5 separate regions of the Mus musculus genome follow, and all the other regions are linked to region 1. A link is a loop called in an ENCODE intact Hi-C map of the cell type or tissue named here. Cell type or tissue: heart. All regions are shown on one strand. Region 1 overlaps Sgk1 (serum/glucocorticoid regulated kinase 1). Region 2 has its middle 12 kb from the start of Gm5420. Region 3 overlaps 1700020N01Rik (RIKEN cDNA 1700020N01 gene). Region 4 has its middle 26 kb from the start of Gm33892. Region 5 has its middle 36 kb from the start of 1700020N01Rik.

What was found. A loop is a pair of places that touch in the nucleus more often than their neighbours do. Peaks named below come from ENCODE experiments on the same cell type or tissue, not always from the same donor. Only the 100,000 strongest peaks of a DNase experiment are listed, where the experiment ranks them.
Region 2: it touches region 1 in a loop (7-fold over the local background); 10 of 42 quality-filtered maps call a loop at or near these places.
Region 3: a loop joins it to region 1, with 7 times the contacts of the local background. A loop is called at or near these places in 35 of 42 quality-filtered maps.
Region 4: it touches region 1 in a loop (10-fold over the local background); 5 of 42 quality-filtered maps call a loop at or near these places.
Region 5: it touches region 1 in a loop (7-fold over the local background); 5 of 42 quality-filtered maps call a loop at or near these places.

What each region holds. Positions count from the first base shown.
Region 1 is chr10:21,988,930-21,993,929 of GRCm38, reverse strand. All of the region lies in intron 3 of Sgk1 (serum/glucocorticoid regulated kinase 1), which reads right to left. Among named protein-coding and RNA genes, the nearest start is that of Gm34267, 67 kb to the left of the region's middle. In heart, CTCF peaks have their summits at 681 and 2,480; DNase peaks (open chromatin) are centred at 309, 719, 2,299, 2,329 and 1 weaker place; H3K4me3 peaks cover 2,614 bases; H3K27ac peaks cover 2,068 bases.
Region 2 is chr10:21,699,885-21,704,884 of GRCm38, reverse strand. No RefSeq gene overlaps it. Among named protein-coding and RNA genes, the nearest start is that of Gm5420, 12 kb to the right of the region's middle. In heart, no CTCF peak of the experiment used is centred here; a DNase peak (open chromatin) is centred at 3,124; H3K27ac peaks cover 277 bases.
Region 3 is chr10:21,598,930-21,603,929 of GRCm38, reverse strand. All of the region lies in intron 2 of 1700020N01Rik (RIKEN cDNA 1700020N01 gene), which reads right to left. Among named protein-coding and RNA genes, the nearest start is that of 1700020N01Rik, 8.3 kb to the right of the region's middle. In heart, a CTCF peak has its summit at 2,812 (motif pointing left); a DNase peak (open chromatin) is centred at 2,809.
Region 4 is chr10:21,543,292-21,548,291 of GRCm38, reverse strand. No RefSeq gene overlaps it. Among named protein-coding and RNA genes, the nearest start is that of Gm33892, 26 kb to the left of the region's middle. In heart, no CTCF peak of the experiment used is centred here; a DNase peak (open chromatin) is centred at 2,631.
Region 5 is chr10:21,626,322-21,631,321 of GRCm38, reverse strand. No RefSeq gene overlaps it. Among named protein-coding and RNA genes, the nearest start is that of 1700020N01Rik, 36 kb to the right of the region's middle. In heart, a CTCF peak has its summit at 2,433; a DNase peak (open chromatin) is centred at 2,591.

The DNA.
Region 1 (5,000 bases):
GGCCGAGTCGCTTCCGAAAACGCCTTTTTTGTGCTTTTGGCCAAAACTAAGCAAGGCTGAAAAATCCCAGAACTTGGAAGAGGAGGAAGGAAGGCGGGGGGGGGGGGGTATGAGGGGGTCAGGAATGTGTAGGGGAGGGGGCGGAAATAAGTCTCTGCTCTACAAAAAAAAAAAGTACAATCTTCATTTCACTTTTTTTTCCAACTAATCTCCGAGAACATTCTGTTCTTTCCGCATAAATTTTGAGCCTTGCAAATTTTAATCCTAGCCATGCCAAGAACACGTGAGGAGGTGGCGAGTTAGAGGGAGCAGGGGTTTCTCTCCAGGACCGACCTGGAGTGACCCTTGCGTGGTCAGTACCCTAGCCCGGGTCCCTCTCTCACAAGGAAAAAAAAAAAAAAAAAAAACTGCCAAGATTGCATTGCACTGCCTTAAACCCCGTCCGTTTTTTCCTAATCTCCACTACCCTTCCTCCTTTGGGCTACCGGATGGCTGATGCAGGTAGACTTAATTTTTATATCCCCTTGCTTTTTTTTTTTTCAAGTTCACATAACTGAAACCCTTTAACTCTTTAAATATTAGTAAGAGACTCATCTCAAAAAGCTGGGAACAGAGGGAAGCTGCAGGAGAGGCAGCCGGAGTTGGGCAGGAGTGAGGTGCCTTACAGTCCCCTCGCCGCTGGGTGATGCCTGGCGCTGCAGCTTGACCGCCAACGTGGGGACGCGCGCCAGCGCTGGCTGGGAAGCCCAGAGCACCGGGTCTGGGCCAGGGCCGGGAAGGCGGCTACTTGGGCCAGTACCTGGCGCTCGCCGTGCTTTCTGCGGTGACTGCCCTGCCATGACCCCTTGCTGCGAAGGGCACTTTAGAATTTGACACACTACAAAATACCAGTTGTCAGGTCAGGAAAAGCACGCGAAGCTCTTTTCCCTCCCTCCGTCTTGGGCAAGTTTGTTTTGTAGCAGCAGCCACCTCCCATCACCTAACTCAATCTCTAGTCTCAGCTGCTTCTTGATTTGCTCACTTCGGACAGCTAGAGACCAGGAGAACGGACGCGCAACTCTAGAGACGAAATTTTGCTTAGTAGACGTCCTTCACAATGTACTTAGGGTGCCTGAAATTGGCACTCCAAACTAAAACAAGGTGTAGGCGATTCCGAATCATAGCAACCAGCCCCTGCTTTTTCCGTGCTTGGATTCTGCATAAACTATGAATTTGTTATTGCCAGTGAGTGCCTCCAAACCATGTGGTACCAGTCGTTTGTTTAGCCCAGTCCTGCCCTGCCCTGCCCTGCCCTGCCCTGCCCCCTCCGCATCTGCCGGGTAACTTCCCCTCCAGAAAACGTTTGCTTTGAAACACCAATCTCCACGAAGATGTTTGCTTATTTGTTTGAAACTATTAAATCAGGAACTCGTCCAGAGTCCCTCCCTAGTGCATCACCTAGCTTTCAGGAGCTTCCTCCAGCCTCTCCCAGATATCTTTGTTTTACTCATCCCATCCAAATTACAGTACTCAGAACACGAACCTTTCCAAGGGGATCTTAAGGTCTCCTCTTTCATTCTTCACAATGCTGCAGAGGTGGAGGCTGGGGTTACTTTATGGAGGAAGAACTAGTAGTTACGGAAAAAGTTAGCCTCCAGGCTATGTGCCTCTGATGAGACTGGAAGCGCCAGATGACCAGGGAGCTCCAGCCAGAGGCCGCTTGCTATTGCCTTTCTGTTCTGAGTCCCACTTTATATCTAAAGGAAATTTACATACAGGAAGGGAGCAAGCTGCAAAGTTCAACACTGGGCTACTTATCCTGCCGTTGCAACATCATCCAGAAAATTACAGTCATCAGCATCCTGGGCTTATTTCACCAGTAAGACATACAAGAAATGCAACTTAACTGATTAGCACCGCAAATCAGTCCAGAAAAAAAATCGAAACACACGCACAGGGGCTGGTCTCCCAGGGAAGAAGCTCTTGCATGCATTCCAAAAGGAATGTGGAATTCAAGTCCGAGGCCTCCGAGTGCAATGAAGAGAAAGCTCAACCATATATTTGTGGTTGGAATAGAAAAGGACCAATTTGCATGTGCCCCTTCCTCCCCATGCCTCCGGAATGGTCAGCGATTGGAGACGGATGGTCTGCTAACCTTATCATTTAACGGAGAGGGAATCAAGTTGTTGAGACTGGCTTTTCTTCCAACCGGATACCTGATGGGTGGAGCAGGCGCCCCCAGTTCTGTCCCAGCAACCTACTAAGACTTCCGAACAGGAAGATGACACACGGCAGTGGAGGGAGGGAGGGTTGGGGGGAATGTACGATGCTCCCGTTAACCGGGCACAGACTTGAGGTCGCCCCTTGATTCAACCACTTAATCTAGTCTCCTTCCTTTGTCCAGGTAGTCCTGCTACCAGGAGGTTATCGGGCCCCTTCCCAGAGTCTCCCTCCTAGCTAAGTGGCTGAACTTGCCTGACGACTCAGTGGATGTGCAGGCTAGGGGGCGATCGAGTTCTCTGAGAGAACTCCAGAAGACTGGATTGCCCTGGAGCTCTAATGTGTCCCAGAGCATAGCCCTGCAATTCTTCCCGGAGCCTGAAAGTGCAGAGCTTTGGTGGGAGACTGGCTTACTAACTAGTCCAAACTCCCCTAGCCAGTGGTCTCACAAGTATGCGTCAGTATGGGCAAACCGACAACCCAAACTGACGGAACTGGTTTACCAAGCTGTAAACAGAACATAACTGTTACTGTTTTGGAAAGCTGCCTTGCTCCTATTGCTGTTGGAAAATGGACTATGCAAACACTGAAACATGACAGTTTAATATAATTTATTTAATTCAAAGCTTCACAGAAGACGATTTCTCCATATACTAGAGGAACTGGTTTGAAATGCATTGTCTAAATAAATACTCTGCTACATCTACTCTTGGGCTCCTTAATCCTCAAGTTGTGATGACGTAGATAGATATTTCATCGATAATAAGAAAATATCATTTTGTATTGCTCCAGCACACACATGTGTACAGTTTAGCTCCCCTCTCCCCTGGCCTTTTATACTCATTGGTAATGTAGGTACAAAACTTTCCTTGCGGAATCCTCAAAACACACAGAACCATCAGAAAAACCACAGTTATTATATAAAATATAGAGAGAGCAACTGAATCGATGAGTTTTTGTTGAGGGTTGTCACTAAGAGCATGTCTTTTTATTAAAATAGTAACCCCCAGGAAAATTGATGACAAACGACTTGATTCATGAGAATTAATATGGACAAGTGGTGTCTAAGCATCTATTTCTGGAGCACAGCTTCTATCATAATTGTTACCATCCATATGTAACTGTCAAAAGTGGCATGCATAAAGATGAGAGGCACAGGAGAAAACAAGAGAAGTATACACTGTCCTTAATGATGTCATTAAGTTATTAAATCCACACTGCTAAGCTTATTTATTACGGAACTCCCCCACCCCCAAGAAATGATAATACTGATGTTCTACAAACATTCTTTCTAGAAAGAGAAGTTTTAAGTGTTAATAAGGGGCAGAGTGGAAGAATCCAGGGCGTTCTTGGAAGAATGAAAATCTAGGTAGCAACAGCAGGTAGGTCTGTGACTCTGCAAAGTCAGTTTCACTCCATCTTTGGAATGTGGCCAGGGCCCTGATACAATGAACAACAAATAAAAAGTTTATAGAACATCAACAACCTTACCAGCCAGAATACATGTAGAACACTACCTATTTGCCTTGTGTTTAACTCTTAAGAGTTACCTGGGGGGCTGGAGGTTAAGAGCACTGACTGCTCTTCCAGAGCTCCTGAGTGCAAATCCCAGCAACCACATGATGGCTCACAACCATCCATAATGAGATCTGATGCCCTCCTCTGGTATGTCTGAAGATAGCTACAGTGTACTTACATATAATAATAAATAAAATCTTTAATAAAAAAAAACAACAACAGTTACCTGGGGGCCAGGAGGCAGGGGAATTGTTTTAGAAAGTTTCTATCTAATCATGAAAAATAATGGTCTATCTGACTAGAAAAGGAAATTGGGAGAGTCTTGGAATCAAAATTAAATACTGTGTATGACCTAACATCAAGAGACCAAGGTCTCACAGAAAGCCTTACATACGGTCAACAAAGCTGTTGGGCTACCTACCCGTTTATATTCTAAAAGGCCCCTTACCATTGCATACAAACTAATCCAGACAGTGAACTGGGTTGAGGAGCCCACTCTTCCTCCTCCAGCTTCAATTGCTCCAGGGTGAATCTACTCATGAAGCCCACATTCCAGGAAATCTCAAATCCTTGTCTTGATCATCATTAACACAGAACCTGGTATTTCTTTGCAGATCCATGACTTGAGATTATGAAAATTAGATCCAAGATGGAGACGGTTAAGGCGCTCTCTTTCAACCCTCCCTATTTTACAAAGTGCTCATAGAAAGAAAACAACTCCCAATTTCTGACAGATCTGTCAAACTAGGGTAAAAGCTAAAAGCCTTCCTTGGCTCACATTCCAAGTCTCTCCTGAAATCTTTCCCATCCTGACCCTGTAATTGTTCTATGAGGAAGCTAGAGCAGTTGAGGCCACCCCTAGGCTACAGTGTCCTACAAACCCTGCCCACAGATGACAGAAAGAAAAGACAACGTGATAGTAGTAGTGGGGGGCAGGGGCTGGAGAATTGCTTGGTGTCTTTTCTTGTACATTAATGGTCTTTCATCTTGACCATATTTTTTATGTCCCTCACACAAGCTCAGGAGACACAGTGAATACAGATGGTGAACGAATGCCTGGTCAAACACTTAGCTCTAAGTGAGGCCTGCTATCTGCAAGAATTTCTTGTCATCTCTGTAGAGTGGGGCTACTGATATTTTCATCCCATAAATTGTGAAAAATAATGAACATAAAGAAATTATATGCCTCTTTCAAGATGGACTTTCATATGGAAAACATGACTATATCTGTTGGTGATACACACACCTTACAACTTCATATAAAAAGCCTCAAACAAGGAGGC
Region 2 (5,000 bases), 290 kb after region 1:
CAGAAAAGTCCCATTTAATGTAGCCTGAAACCTTCTCCAGAAGATTAAAAAAATTAGATAATATGATAGTTTGTGTACCTTCTTTGTAGGTAAGGAAAAAAAATATATAATTATTACCTCAAGAGATGAGTCCAGAGTGTCATGACCCATGAATGATATAGAAGTAAGATATTAAGACTCTTGAATAACTTCCCCTTTTACAAACTAGATTCTAACCATAGCACAGAGAAGCTTCACATCTGGAAATCACAAGACCACAGCTGCCCACGACGACTGCTGTACAGAAAAGGGATTCAGGATTCCACGGGACCTCGCCCACTACCTCGACAGTCCCCTGGAAGACCTCTGGAATATTTCTTTTGCCTCTGACTCTTTCTGTGATTCTGCAATCTTTTCCTACTACCTAGCTGATTGTCTGTAGACACTTTAGTTCAAAGTCTCAAAAGAGAGGACAGGATTGGTTCAGTTCATCACCGTCATTCCCAGGGGGCACTACTCTTTGTGTCAGACCTCTTCTCAGGCTGTTGGCCAGACATGGTCAGCCACCTTTGGGAGAGGGGTGCATCAAATTCAATTAGCTATGGATAACACAGCACTGTAGAGCAAGATTTGGCTACACATACCTAGGAAACTTCTAAGAGTGACTTCCCAAGTAGCTGTGGGTTTCTGAAGAGAACACGAGGCATGGCTACCATGTTAGGTGTGGTGAGCACTATAAATGGATGCTTTAGTATAACAGTGGACCTTAGTCCAAAAACAAAGACAAATCCTTTACCTCCTTTTTAGAGAAACATTTCTTTTTTTTCAAGTAACACACACACACACACACACACACACACACACACACCCCACTTCTACTAGTATACTTAAGTTGTGAAAATAAAATCCCGAGGGGTAGGTGCTTAAACTATAGGATTTCTTTTTTTTTTTAGGTTCTGGAGTCTGGGAAAGTCAAGGTCACAGTGCTGTCTGATGTAATTCAGTTCCTTAGTGAAGGCTGTCTTCTTGCATGAAGATGGCTGCATTCTCTGTCTTCACATAGCAGACAATGAGAAATAAGCTTTTTGTTGTCTCTCTTTATAAGCATTCATCATGATGAAGGCTCCACTTTCAGAATCTCATTCATCTAAACCTAAAATACCTTTTCAAAGCCCATCTCAAAACAAGCATATTGGCAGGGATGGAGCCCACATCTAATATGGATGTTGCGGGAAGGGGAGGCTTAACTTGGTCCACACCATTCTTTCCCTGTTCTAATGTATCTTCCTCTTGAGGTTCGATGCACACTCTGACCGTCTCATTTCACTTCAAGACATCTTTCTCTCCCTTCCCTTTTATTTGCTCAGAGTTCTGCGTTGTATGGCAGGAACAAATGGATTTTTATCTAATCCCAAGGGTGCCACAAATAAAAGCTAGTGGAATGTCAATTCCAAAGATTCAAAGAGAAAAATTACATACCCAACCATCATAGCCAAATTAATTAAAGCAAGTAATTAATTAAAGCAAGCCTTTTTATTTTGTGTGCAAGCTGTCGTCCCCCCCCCCGCCCCCCGTGGTGTTTGAGAAATCAGCTTTAGATATGAGGAAGACAGGGTTTTATACTTCAGGGGAAAGGGGTTCCCAAATGGGGATTTGACAGGGAAAATAGGTGGGGTTACAGAAGCAGGACCAAAAAAAAAGGTGGTCATAACAAGGTAGTCACAATAATCTTTTGAAACAAAGGTAGGGTTGCAAGATGGTCATTACAAATCTTTGAAACAAAGACATGATTGCAAGATGGTCTTAAGGTAGTCATAACAACTGGTGGTCATAACAACTGGTGGAAATAAAGGTATGATTGCCATTTCCTGGAGTAGACAATACAGAGGTATTTGTAGTTAAGGCTACAGGTGGGTTATAACCCAATCTTTGAGCAGCAGAGGTTTAATCATAAACAGGAATAAACCTAGCTCGTTTTTACTATAAGATGGTTTTTAAGCCTAAGATGGAGGTAGGCTAGTTCATTAAGAATCTGAGTCCCACCACCTCTACATTGTAGATATTCCTGCAGCTATAGCAGGATTTAAGATCCAAGTCCTCAAATGGTTCGCATTCTGAGAGTGTGATAGGTAGCTTGAAATATTCTCATGAAAACAGCTCCTGAGTTTATTTAACTATAGAATATGTACAGGTTGAGTTCTGGGGAAACTAAGAACATCAGAAGACTAAGTATTACAATATAGCTGGAAAAAGCCAGAAATCTAGTGAGTTCTCACATTTAACAAGAACAATAATGTACGTTTTAACCTTTCTATTATTTTCTCTTTTAACCTCTTTTAAGGTTTAAAAAAAAAGTCTCCTTTCTACTATAGCAGCTCTCAGAAACATTCAGTCACATTGAAGCCCATTTCATTTGAGAATAACCCAAGTTGCCCAGCAGATTCCTATTTTTGTTAATTGGAGTTTTTGCATACATTTTGTTAAGGTCTAAAATTACTATAAGCAGAACAAGAGATTGTTCTGTGTCATTTACATAGTTGGAGAGCTCGCCAAGGGTATCCATTATGTATATGGCAAGGGAAGCTGTTGGGCTGTCACATACAACATTTAGCATACTTTCTTCAAGTTCCCACTGCCTCTGTGAAATTCAGAGGAACTCAAAAAGAGCATATTTCAAACTGTTATTGGTGTTCTTTGTACTGCCTTGTGCTTTTAGTAACAAGATTATGGATTCCTTTTCAAAGAAGTGTAAACTTTTTCTTTATTTTTAATTTTTAAGAGTGGTAGCTAAGAATACATAGGCTCTGATTTGGATGAGTTGTAGCTTCGCTACAACGTTCCACACCCTTGGAAACGTGTTTCCCTTGTTAGCATCTCTCTTTGCCTTGATTTCTTCACAGATTAGATTGGGATCATGCTGGTCTGGTGAAATGGTTATGGGATCAGGGACAATGGCTATGTCAAGTGTCCGGCACATGGCAAGCACCCTGTACATTGTTATTTGGATAAGCTCTGCAGCCAGCTGTTTACATTTAAAGGGCATGCACATTCTCTGAGCTTGCTGTGGCTTGAAAGCCCTCTTTCCTGCCTGGTGGCCGACTTTCCCTTTCCTCATTGTTCTAAGAATACTTCGGCATATGGGCCATTGTAAATAGTAACAATTGTTTGGTTGTTCCATGAGACAGGAGAGCCCTTCCTGGAGCCTGGCTGACAGAGCTGTCTGTCTGACCTGTCTAGCTGCTCAAGGGCTGGAGACAAGGCTCAGTGTGCTCACTTCCTCCTTAGGACAAGAACAGTGTCCTTAACCAAAATAGTCTTCTTGCAGGCACTACCCAGAATAAACACAAAGGAAATAAGGGTAAAAGCCACTGCAGCCTCATTAAAGTAGAATTCTCCACCAGATATATCCAGTAACAGGTAGCAGAGTGTATGAGCCATTTTATGCCAATTCTAACATACAAATGGAGTAATTCTAAATGGTTCTGTTTAAGTTAATTGAACACAGATATTTTATCTTTTAAGCCTGGAGGGCTGCATTTGTAAATAAAGATAACGTAGTCAAAAAGCCTAATACTTAAATTATTCATGGGGTTGAGAAAAATCAGTTAACATATACGTGTGTATGCGTGTGTGTGTGTGTGTGTGTGTGTGTGTGTGTGTGTGTATGTGTGTGTATGTGTGAACACAGGAACAGACATGTTACAACATGCATGTGAAGGTCAGTAGATACACTTAGGTATTGATGTCTTGCCTTCCACCTTGACAGAGATAGGGTCTCCTAGAGGCACATGCCAGGCTAGGTGGTTCACAAACTCCTGGAGATTCTCCTGTCTCTAAAGCCCATTTTGTCTTAGGAGTGTTGGGATTATAGACACATCCTACCGTGTCCAGCTTTCCAAGCTGCAGTCCTCACACTTCCATAGCAAGGATGTTACCAAGTGAGCCATGTCCTTAGCCTAGAAAAGGCAAGTCAAATCCTGATCCAGTATAAGTGCAACTCATTGATGATATTATTTGACAAAATTTGAAGGACATCATTTTGATAACTTTACAGACATGAAAAGCTTCATTGCATAAAGGAGTTGCACTCCTTCATTCAGGAGGGAACCATCCTCTAAGTAGGGTTTGGCTGGTCTGCCGGGAAACTTTTACATACATAGAGAAGAAAGCTGTGGTACGAGCAGCTTCCACATGTAGATCTGAGAGAAGCTGCTGCAAAAGAATATATGATGTTCAAAGTTATGTATATATAACATTATTATATATAATACAGAATACACCAACAATGGGCTTAGAGTAAAATGGTCATGTGTGAGCAAGAAGAGAACATTTAACTCAGGTTATATCTGAAAGTAAATTCCAGAAATATTAAGGAACCAAATAGAAACAAAGAAAACTTTTGAGGCATTTGAAGACACTTGTGTAAGTATTGGATGAGGGAAATCTTTGTTGGTAAGATAAAAAAATTCAAAGTAAAATTTTGAATGTATTTCAAAAAAATTCCTCATATTCTTGAGTGTGAGGTGGCATACGAATCAAAGTTTGGGGTGGGTAGTTGGTTAAATGAAAATGTATAACTCATATTTAGCATAGAGAACAAATGATTTTCTAAGAGAAAATATTTAGAACACACAGGATAATGACCTGGTATTCCCAATACAGTAAAGGCACGTATCACTTAATTAGAAAATGACAGATGTGTCAGAGCACCTCACAACACAGGGACGCAAGAACCTGAAAACATAAGAGATGTCTCCTGTTGATACTGTGATCGGAGAAACAAAACTTGAGTCACATTGGAGGAAGGGGCAGTTTCTCTACCAGAATGAGTCCTAACACTTAGTGTGATGAAATTTGGGGGAAATAGACCCTCTAGGGATGCCAACAACACTAGGAATGGCTCAAAATTAGCTTTAGTCCCCAAATAATCTAGCCCTTTTCAAAATGTAAAAATAGTCACCTCTTTTCCTGTAATCTCAGCTCAGTTATATTATAGAAATCACAGTACAATAGAAAACACA
Region 3 (5,000 bases), 390 kb after region 1:
TGCCCACTGTCCTCTGGGACTGTAATTACCACAGGGGGACGACACAAGGTTGAGACCACTAAGGTTCCACCACAGAAGGGGAAGGGGTGGAGCTTAAGAGACCCTATTCCTACCAGGGGGTTTACAGGCAGCTGATGGCTGCTTGAAGGAAGACAGTTCTTCAGTGGGACAGTCACTCCTATGTCACCTCGCCCCTCTCCTGTGAGTAGCCACTGCTCTGTGCTCTCACTAGTGTCCAGTGATACTCGGTTGTTTCCTTTCTTTGTCCTTGGTGCTCCACTTGGGGTGAGTACATGGTTTTACTCACTTGCTCCTGGGAAAGTTCACACAGTTGAGCATCACTACTGCGACAGGATAGCTTTAAAAAATCGGTTGTTGCAGTGTCAACTGGCCAGACGCCCCAAGCTCCCGGGAATAGGACCATCAACCAAAGGGCTCCAGCCACATATGTGGCAGAGGATGGCCTTGTTGGACATCAGTGGGAGGAGAGGCCCTTGGGACTAGGGGGTTTGGTGCCCCAGTGTAGGGGAATGTCAGGGAGGGAAGGCAGGAGTGGGCAGGGGTCAGGGGTGGGGGAAGCACCCTTATAGAGGCAGGGCAGGGTGGATGGGATAGGGGTTTCCAGAGGGGAGACCTGGAAAGGTGATAACATTTGAAATGTAAGTAAAAGAAAATATACAATAAAAGAAAAAAGAAAAATAAACCCCGGTTGTTGCTTGAAGCACTCTTTTCCCTGGGAGCATGTGCGCACTGGGGACAGTCTACCATTCCTTCAGTTCACTGAGTTTACACTTCTCACCAGTTCCCATAGCCTGAGAGCCCCTAGGGAACATAGCCCCAAGCAGAGATAATTGGAAAAATGACAAAGATCTCTTCCTTGCACACTGACTCAGATGCCATCCGGGTCGCTGTGGGGAGACACAGACCTACTTTTCGTCCTAATTATCTTATCCATGGAGAAGCTGGTGGTGAAGCCCATGTTGAATGAAGCCCCTTAGCGGTCAGCAGAGCACCTGAGCAGCACAGCTTTATGGGAATATGTGACCCTTTGGGTGCCGACAGACCAGGTTCAGGGTCTTGTTTAATTGTGCCCTAGATCTGTTACTATTTGAAAGTCACTTCGTTTCTCTTAAGCCTCAGCTTCTTTATGTGTAAAATGGGAATAACATTTACCCTACATAACTACGGTATGTGAGATGTTTAGCACAGTTCATAGTACATGGTAAGGACTTGCTAGGATTACAACCGAATGCAGAATTGGCCTCAAACACAACAGAGTTTACATTTGTGTTGTTAGGAATGGTACAAATGGTAACATCAGAATAGTAGAAATGCACCTAGAAGATGCGGTGTTGTTACATAGACACAAGCAAACACTGCGGCAGAAATGTAGGGTACCTGTGCAGGGACAAAGTGCTTGGAAGGAATAGTGTCCCACTAGAGATGGCAGACTTGTTTTCACATCTGGGACCACTTTCCCAAGTCTCCTCCCCTACATCTATGAGGAGAATGGGATAATAGGAAGCCAACACAGGACTGCTCTCAAGTGTAAACGCAATGATGCTTAGACAGAGTCCCTCAGTGTTAGGCCTACGGCTACTCTATTCCATTTCCATAAGTGATGCTCGTCTATTTTTATTGTGCCTGTAGTCACTTCATCTCTATCTACATACTTCTTATGTCCACGCCTATTCCTATTCCATCATCAATGCATCTAGAGAGGAGAGCTTGTGTCTCACTTTAAACTGTGTCATTTGCTTTTAATGGTGACAGTGACAATAATCACAGTGAGACATTGCCTTAGTCATTTGTTTTAAATACTGTTTGAAAGTTTAAAGGCATCTGCGCAGTGTGGTACTTGTAAACATAGCTGGCTCTTGTCGTTATGCTGGATATACAGGCCTCCATTTTCTTTCTCATGGTCATGCTGAAGTACCCTAATGACACATAGGCCATATTGTTCACACAAGGCTTCTCATGACAGAATGATCGGCACAGCCTTACTTTCCTAAATAGTTTGCTGATTCACTCGGTCCATTTTTAAACACCAACAGATTGGCACTGATGACATCTGCTAATTATTTGATTTTCCTCGTGACTGGCATAGGACTGCTGTCTGCAGCAATCACTGTAATATGACCGGTGTGAGGTTTGCACCACCCAGTCACTCCATGACCAATTTGCAGTAATGAGTAGCCTTGTCTATTTTTCTGTTTCCCCTAGAGGTATCATTATTTATTATGTGTTGCAAACACAGCTTCCAGAAGTGCAGCAAAAACCCAGCAACACCTAACTCCAAGTGGAAATCTCACTGTGTTCCTAGTAATGGTTTATCAACTCAGACGGCCTAGGCCTGCCAATAACACAGTTAAGATTCCAGCATCTCTCTGGTTCCGCTCCCAGTCCCCATCCTAGCAGGGAACAGTCTTGGAAGGCTGCTGAAGACCCTGTTTTCTAGACTATGTGTCCCTTTTAGTCCCTGAGACTAGAGTTAAAGATTTTGAGAAGTCCTTTGAAATATGTTCTGTTGATGTTTCTAAACCATTATCATGAACCCCCACGGCTTCAGTGACCCCCGATTGAGGCAGCTTCTTGAATTCAGAGAGCATTAAATCATACCTGTAATCTCAGAGATCTGCTGGCTTGGTTTTGTAATGCTTCAATAAGATGAGAAAAGCGATGGCCTGCACATGTGGTATGACCTCCCTCATTAACTCAATGTGAAGGTCAAAGGTCAAAGCCCATGGACAGTCACCATTCACTGGCTTACCAAAAGAAATGTAGGAAAACGTTCCCTTGCCCCCTAGTGCCCACAGCCTGCTATTGCAAGCAGGTGACTTGGCTCAGAGAACTTCCAAACAGAAGTGAAGGGATTTATAGGTCTACCACTAAGGCACATGGGAAAGTCAAAATTTCGATGGGCTTGTCACACCATGTAGAAGCTAAACTCCAAGTATCAGGTAAACAGTGGCGGAACATCACTAAGGGCCGTAAATTCTCAGCCCCTTCGTGGAGAAAAGCATAAAACAAGCTCTGATTCATTTTTACTGACCTGGGAGGCCCCTGGGGTACAGCCTGGGCCACTGTTTAATAGTCTCTCGATTATGCTAGATTATTTCCCACCTCAGTAGGCTGAAATTTGCTTCTCCCACTGTTTAGAACTTTACCCCACACCCCCACTAAAGCCTCTCTCCCATATGGCCTTTAACAGAAGGGGCTCAACTCAATCTTGTGAAACCACCTTCTCCTTCAAGGCACTCAATCACGGCTAGCTGAATGATTAAACTGTTTTTGTTTTGTTTTTTTTTTTCTGTTCTCATCTCCAATTCTTACACATAGTAGGAGGACAAAGGTCTATCTCATAATGAATGAATGAACTCTAAGTTGAAAACAGACCAATCTTAAATGCAGCAACCCTTCTACTAGGTTTTCAGTCAATCCAGTCTACTAGGTTTCCCGAGCTAGGATGCAGTATAATTCAGAGATCAGCAGAGTGTGGAGAGAAGAGGTGTTAGGAAGGGCAGGGTGAATCAGGAAACACTTCTGTAAACCTCTCTAAGTATAGAAAGAGCAGGAATTCTTTCTAAAGCCCACTTACTTTTCCTATTCTACTTAGAACATAATTCTACTCCAACACTCTGTCTGCACTTTGGACAGACATTAGATGGTAGGTCAACCCACCACATTGCCTGACTGTGTGTGAGGGCCTCTGTCTGTGGTTCCGTTCTCTATACTCCTACACTGGACATAAACTCTAGTGTGCTTTTCCTTTTACAATGGAGGCAATGAGCACAAACAGATCTGAACCCATTGTGCACTGTCACACAGAGGTTAAGAGCAAGCCCGGAGCTGCTCCAGAGCAGCAATGCAGGGAAATGCTCAGCCTTTTGGTAGTTTTGCAGGGCCCACAACTGACCACAGACCATTGGCTGAAATCATAACAATGGGCAGTTTACCTTTGTAATGGCCAATGGGGAAAAGAAAGACAGGAAAAATCCCAGAAGGTTGCTTTGAAGGTCTTCTTCTTGCTTGGTGCAAGTGGAATGTGAACTTGAGATAACATCAAAGGTAGCTCAGAGAGTACTTCCCCTAGAAACCAACCCAATTCCAACCAATGCTGGAAACTCTGTAAGGTCCAGACAACGCAGGCTACTTATGATAGAGCTTGAAAAAACGAAAGGAAACAGACAGTCAGTACTTGTGTAAGTCTCCCTAGATGGAAGATATCAGAAGGGAGGAAAGGTGAGAAACAGAAACCACATGCGAATCCCATTAGTCTAACAACACAATGATTTCTTACTGAAGTCCTTTTACCAAATATTTAAGATTGATTGACAGTGTACTGAGTTCTGTGGCCATGACAGAATAAAATGAAGCCCCTGGTCTTTGGGACTTAACATATCAAAACCAATGAAACAAACAAACAAAGAGAATTTGGCAAAGACATAAACAGGATAATCCCAAAGTCTAACAAGTGTTATAGGAGTGGAGTAGCCAGAGTAGTTGGAGTAGCTGAAGTAGCTGGACAGAGTGAGTAAAGTAGATAGTTGTTTTATATCTGTGCTGTCTCATGCAGTAGTCAGCAGCCACATGTACCTCACACAGTTAAAATGTGAGTGGGGCTGGAGAGGTGGCTCAGTGGTTAGGAACACTTGTTTTTGCAGAGGATCCAGGTTTGGCTTCCAGGACCCACATGGCAGGTCACACCAGTGTACAACTCCAGTTCCAGGGATGGGACACTCCCTTCAAACCTCTGCAGGTGCCAGATGCATACATGGTAGACATAATACATGCAGGCAAAACATTTACACACAATACAACCTAAAAAATCCCCATTACTAGTCCAAATGGAGGTGTGCTTTCAGAGATGGTTAGACTTACTATGAAGAACAAATGAATGCAAAGTACCTCCTTAATAGTTGCTTTAACAGGGCAGGGGATGGCTCAGTGGAGAAGAACGTCTACTATGCAAGCACAAAGACCTAAATTTGAATCCAGTG
Region 4 (5,000 bases), 450 kb after region 1:
GTTGTGTGAGACTCTTTTCTGTAAAGTAAAAATTAAAATCTGCCCTGCTTTAAATTAGACACGAACTATAAACGCCAACAAGAGAACAGGGTTAGAGTTCTGAAAGCCAAAGAACGGGTGGCGTGAACAAAGAACAAGGTGGTGGAGGATTGCCACGCAGGGCAGCAGGTTCACGGGTGATTGTTGTGTTATGAAAACGGAGAGTGAGTGCGTACGTGTTATACAAACCGTGGAATACCTGACATGATCTAAGGACTACATTTGATTCATTTCTAAAAGGCATCTCTCATTTAGGGTGAGTTGAATGGGAAACTTGAGGTCCTCTTCCCCCTGCAACAGGAGCGAGCACCGCCCAAGCTGGAATAAGCCGACTCTGCTTGATGACGTCATGGAACCATGGCCCTGGTGTGCTGAGCCACCCACTCTCCAGGACACGCTCTCCATCTGCCTCTGTTCTTAGCGCCCATGTCAATGAAGACAAACAACAACAAATCAAAAAGTAAAAACCCACTTCCGGACTGATGCTCAGGAAGTGTGGATGGGGTATCCACCCAGATGTGAGACACAGGTGAGTCAGATTAACCAAGAACTCCTGTAGTGAAGAACAAATCCTAGAGGACCCTATTCCAATCTCCACGTGATTCCGTGAAAGCAGCCGTTTGTTTTGCTGAGGGTTGTAACAAGCTAAAGGTACTATTTCAGAGAGGCAACTGATAAAATCCTGGCCAACTTCGCAGAGTGCTTTCTAGTGCCCCAATTAGAAAGAACAAATACGGCCTGTGTTTCAATCGGCAGACGCCGCTCCAAACACTTGTCTTCTACCGCAGCAGCTTCGCGTTCTGTGTGCTCCAAATGATGACAACAGCAACACTAACAATCTATAAAGGAACAATTATTGTGAGTTTTCTTTCTGCCTATAAAAAATTGGAAATCAGAAAACTATATAAAGATGATATGTAAAATATCCGCTATCCTCCAACAGAAAAAAAACCACAAACTTTCGTTAACTTCTGGTGTGGGCCATGTGTCCTTTTCTTAATAGATACATTATTTTTCTTATTTGACTATGCCTTCCTCCTCTTTCAGTATTTAGAACACATTGCTTTATATTCTTCTTGTTTTATTTTATTTAAAAAAAAAAACCCACATTTCCAGGATTCCATTTGTCATTTTTAGAAACATGCCTTCTAACAATTGCATTACAAGTTGTCATGTGGCTCTATCATTTATGTCCCTGGTATTGAACATTGGTGGTGTTCCCAGTACCAAGACATGATGTCATGTGACTCTGGTTGGATGTAATTCATTCTGCATGTCTATCATTTTCCTTTAGGGTAACCTAAGAAATAGAATCTCTGAATCGAAGGACAATGCTTTTAAGACTTTTAAGAAAGTAAATACACTAAATTGCTCTTCAGAAAATTGTATTTATCTTTATCCTTGTCAGTATTACCTTCAGTGTCTCACAGGATATCAATATTTTACCTCTCTTGATTTGATGGGAAAAATTGACATCCTCTTGGCTCCCTCTTCATTCCTTTAATTATCAAGGAATGACCTTGAACTGTTTGCTTATTAGCCACTTGTATTTCTCAACGGTTAAGTATTTTTACCTAATATATATATATATATATATATATATATATATATATACATATATATATATATATATATATATTTGCTGTTTATAAGAGTCTGTCTTGTAATGACAGTAACAGTGTTATATGTGTTGCCAAAAGTATTCAACAATTCTGCTTATTGAAAACTGATTGACATTTTCATAGACATGTAGATGTCTGCATGCTCTTTCTTTACATTATCAATTGTAGCAATCTTCCCCTTGACGCTCCCTTTTTCTTTCTTAGAAAGCTCATTTCCATAGCAAGATCAAACAAACAACTTACTCTGTTTCAGTTTCTCTCCAGCTGTTTTAGTGTGTACAATGACTTCATTCACCTTGATCAATTTTTGACTTTGACATCAAGGAAGACTCTAGTAGTGTTTTCATACAGATAGTTAGCTATTTTTCTGGCATCGTTTGATAATTGTTCTCATTTCATTTGGGTTGTGAGGTAAGAATTGCTGCCAGAATGCATAGAAAAGCAGTTCTGAACTGAGATGAAAGCAGCTTTTCCTCCAGAACCCCCTGCTGTGGCTCAAGGTCGTCTTACCCCAGCCTCTTGATGCTTCCTCTCAAAGGCAGGCTTTAGTTCAGATCTGGTCACAGACAAATATTACCCTCATTGTTCAAAATTCAGTTCTGATTAAAAACAACAACAACAACAGTAACAAAACCAACCAACCAAACAAAACCCACCGTGCTGTGATGAAAAGAGGGCCATTCCCCAAAACAAAACCCAACGCTCCAAAATTGCTGAGATGAAAGCTGTCCACCTCCCATCCCTAATCGTGTTTGCTTTTGAACCACTTCACACTTTTTAAAAGAATCTCTACTCCTGTGATGTCCACGGTTGCCACACTATTCAAATCAATATCAAACAAAAATCCTGACGGGTCACCTAGGCTGCAGCCTTCTAAAATAGTGCTCTGTAATCAGGCGTCTCTCTGCAGGAAACAGGCCTTCCTACAGCAGGAAACAGAGGAAGCAGGCCTGGAGACAGCAATCCCAGGGCTTGCTTTTCTGGCAACCCCTGACTCAGGAAATCACTGAATTGAGTAGTCAATCTGTGGAGCAATTTACCATGTCATCCACTTCCCGGCAACAGATATTTGGAAGCATTTATAGTCTAATACAACTCTGTCAGCTCGAGGTTGCTGTTGCTTCTCTGCATGAGCTCCAGGGTCAGAGGTTTCTCTGCAGTTTCTCCACCACCAGGACTTTTCGGCTCCTTCCTCCCTGGCCAGGCTCCACCAGTCTCATCTTCCCTTTGATTTTAGTCTTGATCAAGCAAGTTCTTGTCTTAAGAACTAAATATAAATTGTGTTTGGGTGGGTGGAGGTCCCTGCAGTGTTTTCTATGGAAAACACAGTTGAGTGTGTGAAACCATGAAGATACACCTGAGTGCCCGAGCATCTGTAGTAGGGAGACCAGTAAACACTCATTGTGGGTGATAAGAATTCTGTACTGGAATGGACAGTTTCACGCGGCTGGCGAACATGTGTCCAAAAACCCTAAGAGCAAACAGGCATCACCAATACAGCAGGACCGTGCCTGTGCTACATGCATAGTTACATTATTACACCTGAGAACTACAGATAACTTAGGTCAATGTGAGGCTGCTCCCAGAGCTCAGCCTTTAGTCACAATGCTACTGTCTTGATCAGGACCCTGTGGCTGTAGCAACAAAACCCAGAAATGAGCGTCCTGAGCCACTGAATGTTGAAAAGGGGAAACTGAAGAAGACATCCTAAACACAGGGTACAGTTTCCAAAGGTGCACGCCACAGCTTCCTGAAAATTTAAGTGAACTTCTCAAGTTCTTTCCTGCCTTTGGCTCTTGCAGTCCTGTGAGGCCTTTTCCCAGTCTGTCAAGGATGGGCATAAGGAGGGTAAGTCTGATTGTTACAGTCCGCAGAGGCCCTCAGTGGTGTGGCTAAGATTCTGAATGCGACCCCCCCTCCCCAATCCCCAGTCTCGTATCACATTCTCTTCTCTGTACAGGTTCCAATATTCTCTATACCTCTTGTTCTCCTGAGGAATAAAGTGGAGATATTAAGATCTAGCTTTGTCAAGAAAACAACAAGAAATGACATTTGAGCATCTAGGAGAGTACTATGCAGAAGGAGCCATTGTTATTCTGGTAGGAAGCCTGTGTTACTCTCTACCTCTAGTCTTACTGTTACAAAGATGGGCTGTTTACCTGGACAAGGAACCTGGAGCTCACTCAGCACGTGAGTGAAATGTCACTCTGCATGCCTCCATGTGTTTCAATTAAATCATGAACTCCCCCAGATAGCCACTGTGCATTTATTTAATGTATTGCTTCAAGGGACTCATACAAAAATCTATGATTCTTAAGCATTGTCATGTTTTTTAACAAGAATCTACCTCCAAGTCGGGTTCTGGGTACTTGAGAATGAATTAAAATTCACAGGCAAATCCTAAAATAAGAGTCTATCAACTAACAGGACACAGCTGTTTCTCCCTACCTTGCTTTTCGTCTACTTTTCTGTGGTCTTACCCAGTAGAGGGACAAAACACACATGCCCTTCTGGAACCATGAATAAAACATGAAGATTGCTGTGTATGATTACAGGCAATTTGCTATTCAAATTCACTAATGGGGATATTCATCAGGGAAAGTATCCCCCAAACCTTCCTATTAGGAACTAAATCCCAATGGTTAGCATTTCAAAAACTACATGATTTGAATACATTTTTGAGCCAGCCAATGGAAAATTATATTGATTCTACATGTATCCAGCTTGTAGTTAGCTCAGTAATTCCTTTACTTTGTCCAGCACAAACTAATAGTCTCTTTTTCTTTCCCTGGTAGAAAAGTAGACTGTTTTTGAAGACTGCAGAGCAGTGGGTGGGGGAGAGTGGAGGAGAGAGGGCTGTGGCAGAACATGTAATTCACTCTGCATTGTGCAGCAGTGTTGGCAAGTGTGAAAGATTATACAAATCTTTGCTTCATAAGATCTGATTCGGGTAGAGGAAAAAAAAATCCTCCCCTACAACAGATATTAGTGCAGGGCTATATAACAATATAACCCCCTCTCTAAAACTTTGGATTGTATTATGGGCTTTTATAATACTTTTGTAACAGCACTAGGTGTGGTGGTATAAACCTGTACCCTCTGGAGGATGAGGGAGGATTGTGATTTAGCTTGGTATAACAGTGTGAGATGTCTATAAAAGAAGAGGAAGAGGAGGAGGAAGAAAAAGAAAAAGATGATGATAAAGGGGGAGGAGGAGAAGGAAGAGGACTAGGAAGAGGAGGAAGAAGAGGAGAAGGAAGAGGAGGAAAAGGAAGAAGAGGTTGAGGAAAGCAAGAGGAGGAGGAAAGGCATTTCAGTAAAGCGTAGAACCTTACATAA
Region 5 (5,000 bases), 360 kb after region 1:
TCTTTATTAAATTTTTAGCTATTCATTCAACAAGTTTTCATTAAGTGGTCTGAGTGGGTCTAATCTAGGAAGAAATAACAACTCAAATAGGACCTGGGATGCTTAGAAATACTGGATTCCCCAGTGCGACCTTGCCCCATGGTTCCTATGTCCTACATGTTGTCATCACTTACAGCTCGGTTTTGATTTGTCACCTCTGTGAGACTTATCTATGCTGTCAGTAGAATGGAAGGATACTTTTTATGCACAGCCGCCTTCACAAAGATTCAGGATTATCTTCACCACACACGTCTTGGCAACGTGTCTGAGTGGTTCTGAAGGGTTATGGCACTTTCATCTATGAGATAATATGAATTTATAAGCACACATAAGTATCAGATGGGTATATGAGAAGAAGAGGAAACAGCATGAATTCTGCTAGTCATAGGTTAAGGACTTACTGCTTATAAACTTTTGCCACATTTTTAAAAAAAGAAACTCTTCCCTTTGGCAGATACTCAAGTGGTGAACCATCTTAAAGAGACATCCTGGTGCCTCCCCCAGGAGGCCAAGGTCAACACTAACCATCTGACATTCATTCATGCTTATTGTGTGCATCCATAAAGAAAGGAGTGAGAACAACCCTTGACCTCTGTGGTCTTTCTCCAAAGACCCAGGCCCTATTCAGTCTCAGCCTAAGCAGAAAAAAAAAATAATGTTTGGGCATACTGTCCAAGAAGCAAAACTGTCTAACAAATTTCCTAAAGACATCCAAGGTTGTAAAACAAGAGGAGTCTAAGAAACTATCTCAGTTATGAACACAGCCTGAGATGACAACTCAATAAGCATGTTATAACTACATGGATGTAGCTGTCAAGTAGAAAGGGCCACTGATGTAAAGATAAGGAAATAGATAAAGAGTATACTTTAGCCAGTAATAATCCATACATATCTAAACAAATATAATTATATTAATGTATGACATTAATATTTCAGGGATGCTGAATACAGGGTATATAGAAATTACATCATCTTTTAAACTTTTAAGTAAATCATTACCTACCTATTCAAAAATAAATTGTATTTAAAAACCCATTATGTGTTAGAAGAAAATTGAAGAAAGACTCTTTTGATTTGCTTTGTTTGTTTTCCTCGGAATCTTTGAGTATGGTACTTCTGGTGTTACACCAAGATTGTCCTGGAAATCTTTGGAGTGTCTGAAGCTCGGATGCCTTATATACCCATCTTCCCTGGAGGCTCTGCAGTGAAAGTACAGGGCAAAACTAGGTGCTGCTTGGGGGCTCTCCATTTATCAGGTGTTAGCATAATTATAACAAACAGACCACTTAACAGCAAAACTCATCAAGTCTGTACTGTACTTAAAAAAATAATGTGCAAACATTATAACAAGTAGCATAGACAGATGGGAAAAAAAAAACCTGCCCATCTTCCCTCTTATTTCTCTCCCTGTATCCCTTGTTCCTTCTGCCTGGCTAGTTACAGTGCTGAAGAAACTAGCCATTCTGATTTCTATATTCACATTTCATCACAAACATTCTCAGGTCATTTCCTATCGTCAACTTTTCATTTTGAAAGGATGGGTAACAGTGAAATAAGCTGCTACGCTATAATTGAATTGAATTCTCTAAAAGCCAATGCTTCAGTTAACCATGTCTACCACAAGGGACTGAGCTCCCTGTGGCTCATCCTGTGTCACCCAACTGAATGCTCAGATGATGTCTAGAGTATATTTATTCCTTGGGAAGACATTCTGAACTCCTGACCTGAGTCTCCTGCCAGGGGTGCACAGAGTCCATGCTCAGCAGTTTTGGGGATTGCAACGCAGAGCTGCACAGCTCTGCAGTAACCGGACCTCATCTTTCCTTTCTGCTTTTTAAGATGCCTCACTGTGAAATCAAACTTGTTTGGCTCCAGGCATTCAAAATGCCTTTCATTTACTCACGAAGAGACGATAACTGTGGTTAACTTTATGTACCACATGATTGAAAAATGAAATGTTCTCATGGACAGGGTTGCAAAAAAAGATAACCAAAATGGATGAAGGAAGGAGGCGATGATGGACCGACCATAAGTCATCCGGTTACAGTTTCTTGGAAGATGGAGAGAATGCATATCTTGTTTGATGTCCTCAAGCCAAGAGCGTATCTAATGCCTGTCAACTCCTCTAAGGAGAAAAACGCTGGATACACCTAACCCTCTTCCTCTTCTCCTCTCCCCCTCTCTCTCCTGCAAGGCATAGATTATTAAAAGGAAATTTGCTTTTCTTCTTAAGGTCATTGCAAAAACCTAGCTTCAGTTCTGATCTTGGTACACATAAGAGACAGGAAAGAAAGTGGATTGTTAAACTGAAAAACAAGCAAGCAAGCAAACAAACAAACATATAAATGGTTCTGTAATAAAAGGTACTGGACACTAGAGGGATTGGACCAAAATGTAGAGGAGTGTTCAGTACCAACTTATAAAAATGGTCACTACACTGGCAGAATTTATGTCAGAGGATGGAAAACATGAGTAATGTTCTTGCCAAAAAGGACATTCTGGACCGACCCATGCAAACAAGCAATCAGAGGCTGGAGCCTGGCCGAGCCAGCCCCATGAGGAAACAGCTGTGAGGTCAGCCTCAGCTTAGCAACACAGGCAGTCTCTTTCTCTCCGTATTAGAGTCAACACAGAAAGCTCATGGCCCACCCAAACAGGGAATGGAAGGCTCCAGAAAGCTGGAATATGCATACGGTGCCCTCGGGTTTCCTCTGACTCATGCTGGTAACTGTGAGCCACAGGGACAAATCTTCACCTGTGACTTTGCTTCGATCGGGCACTCTGACTTGTTGACCTTGTGAAACGTTAAGAGGCAAGTGGGTGTTCATTTTGTGTTGCTACCACAGATTACTTTATCACAGGAATTATGTGAAGAAAAGAGATTTGACTCAATTTTGGGGTCACAATGTCCAAATAGAACAACGATATTTGTAGGTAACATCCCCAACTGTGTCACAGTATTGTGGAGAAGTAAAAAATGAAAATGTCTGTGGGCATAAGAGATCAAGTACATGGGATGGTCTCATTATGTGCAACTCATCCCCAAAAGAACTACCTTAATGCCCTTCAAAGGTGCTGCTGCTATGACCTAACCACCTTCCACTAAGCCTACCCCTTAAAGAGGCAGACTATTACAATGGAGCCCAAGCTTCTATTACAGCACATGGCTCTCTGGGGGACAGAGAACATACCTAAATCATACTGGGGACCAACTACATAGAGCTTTTGATAGCTGAACAGGAGAAAGGGTTTTGTTTGTTTGTTTGTTTGTTTTTGCCTTTAATCAGGCTGGTTTACTTTTCAATAGGACTCCTTATGTCATGGACTCCAGCCTATCTTTAAACAATTTAAAGTTACAAAAAGCCCATGCTTTTCCTTCCTTCTGAATATTTTTGTTCCTGTCATATTTTTTCTCTTTGGAGGTTACTTCTTAAAACTTCATGCAGCATTTTTCTATGTTTAAATAACTCAAAATCAGACAACACATCATTTATTTCTTGCAGCATAGTTGACCTTGTGATGCCACATTTTCTCGTTCTTCATAGGAAATCAATCTGGGTAGTAAAGAACCCATGTGCTTTATAGTCTACTTCAAACTCTGAGCTAACCTAGTAAATCAAGCTATAAATGAAAATTACCAATGGGGGAAAGAGTCTTTTCTATTTAACTTTTCAGGGAAAAAAAATCAGTCCAGTAGTTTCCAAGGCGCTGCGTTTACCTTGCCAACTTCCATTACAAACCCTGGCTAACAGCATGGCCCAAAAAGTGGCTCATTATTAACTATGTGGGCAAATATTAAAAAAATAAAAGAGAGAAACAGAGTTGGGGTCTACTTATCGATTAAAAACAGAGAGATGCAAATGCCAGTTAAAGATGGAGACCTTGTATGAGATCCTCTAAGGTGGATACAGACACTGCCCTTTCTGCCAAGCTGTGCCAGGCAGGGCTGTGCTGCAAGAGAACCTCAGACTCCTAGTATAGAGTCTGACTCCCTTCTCTGGACTCCCGGGTTCAAGGCAGGGGATTGGTAAGGGCAAGGCTTAGGAGGTCAGACAAGTCAAGGATAAATGAGACTTATGTGGCTGGATGAACAAGAGCCACCTGACCCAGAAAATATACCTTGATTGGGAGGCTGGGGCAGGATTTCACCCTGGTCCATTTTCTCTGAAGTCCCATTTTATACAGACAGCAAGCACACATTTGTATATGCAATGGGCAGGTAGCAGAATGTAGGGCTTATTCTGTGGACATTAAGTGGGAAGACAGAAGGTCTGGTCCATTACTAAGGCAGTTATGAGATTGTCGAGTGAGAGGGACCATTTCTGTCTTACTCAGATTCTCACCATGCCACTAGCCCTTACATGTAGGTAAATCTGTTTGGAAAGTTCAAGGGCTTCTGACTGTAATTCATCTTGCAGCATTACCGTGAGGCTTTGTCTGAGACTCTCAATGCTGAGTGAGAAGCTGCTCCAACCACACAGCACTCACTTCCCGACAGACCTTCTGTGCGCCTTTTGTTCTTAGCCCTTGGAACTTCTGAGTTGTTTAGCTCAAGCTCTTGGTAGATGCCTCTGTGAGATGTTTAGACCAGCATACAGATTCACCACTGGCTATTCAGCAAGTTACATAGAAAACACAGCACACAAAGAAATCGGAACCCTGTCAGAGCAAACTCAAACTCTACCGAGTAGGTGCCGCTGCTTTTGGACTGGAGAAACTGTTTCTTTGACACGTAACTGATTCGAAGTGTAGAAGTTTTTTCTCAGGGCCACCACATCCCATCCTAGCTTCACCTTGTTGTTCAGGCTGTGTACAGATGCTGTATGCTCTCATTTGGTAATGCACTGAAATGTATCCTTGTCTACTAAGTTTGGAACTCAAATTACCATGCCAAAGTGGACACACTCTATTACTGGTGCAAGGCATATTATTTTCTTGATCACAGAGCTATAATCCTTTTC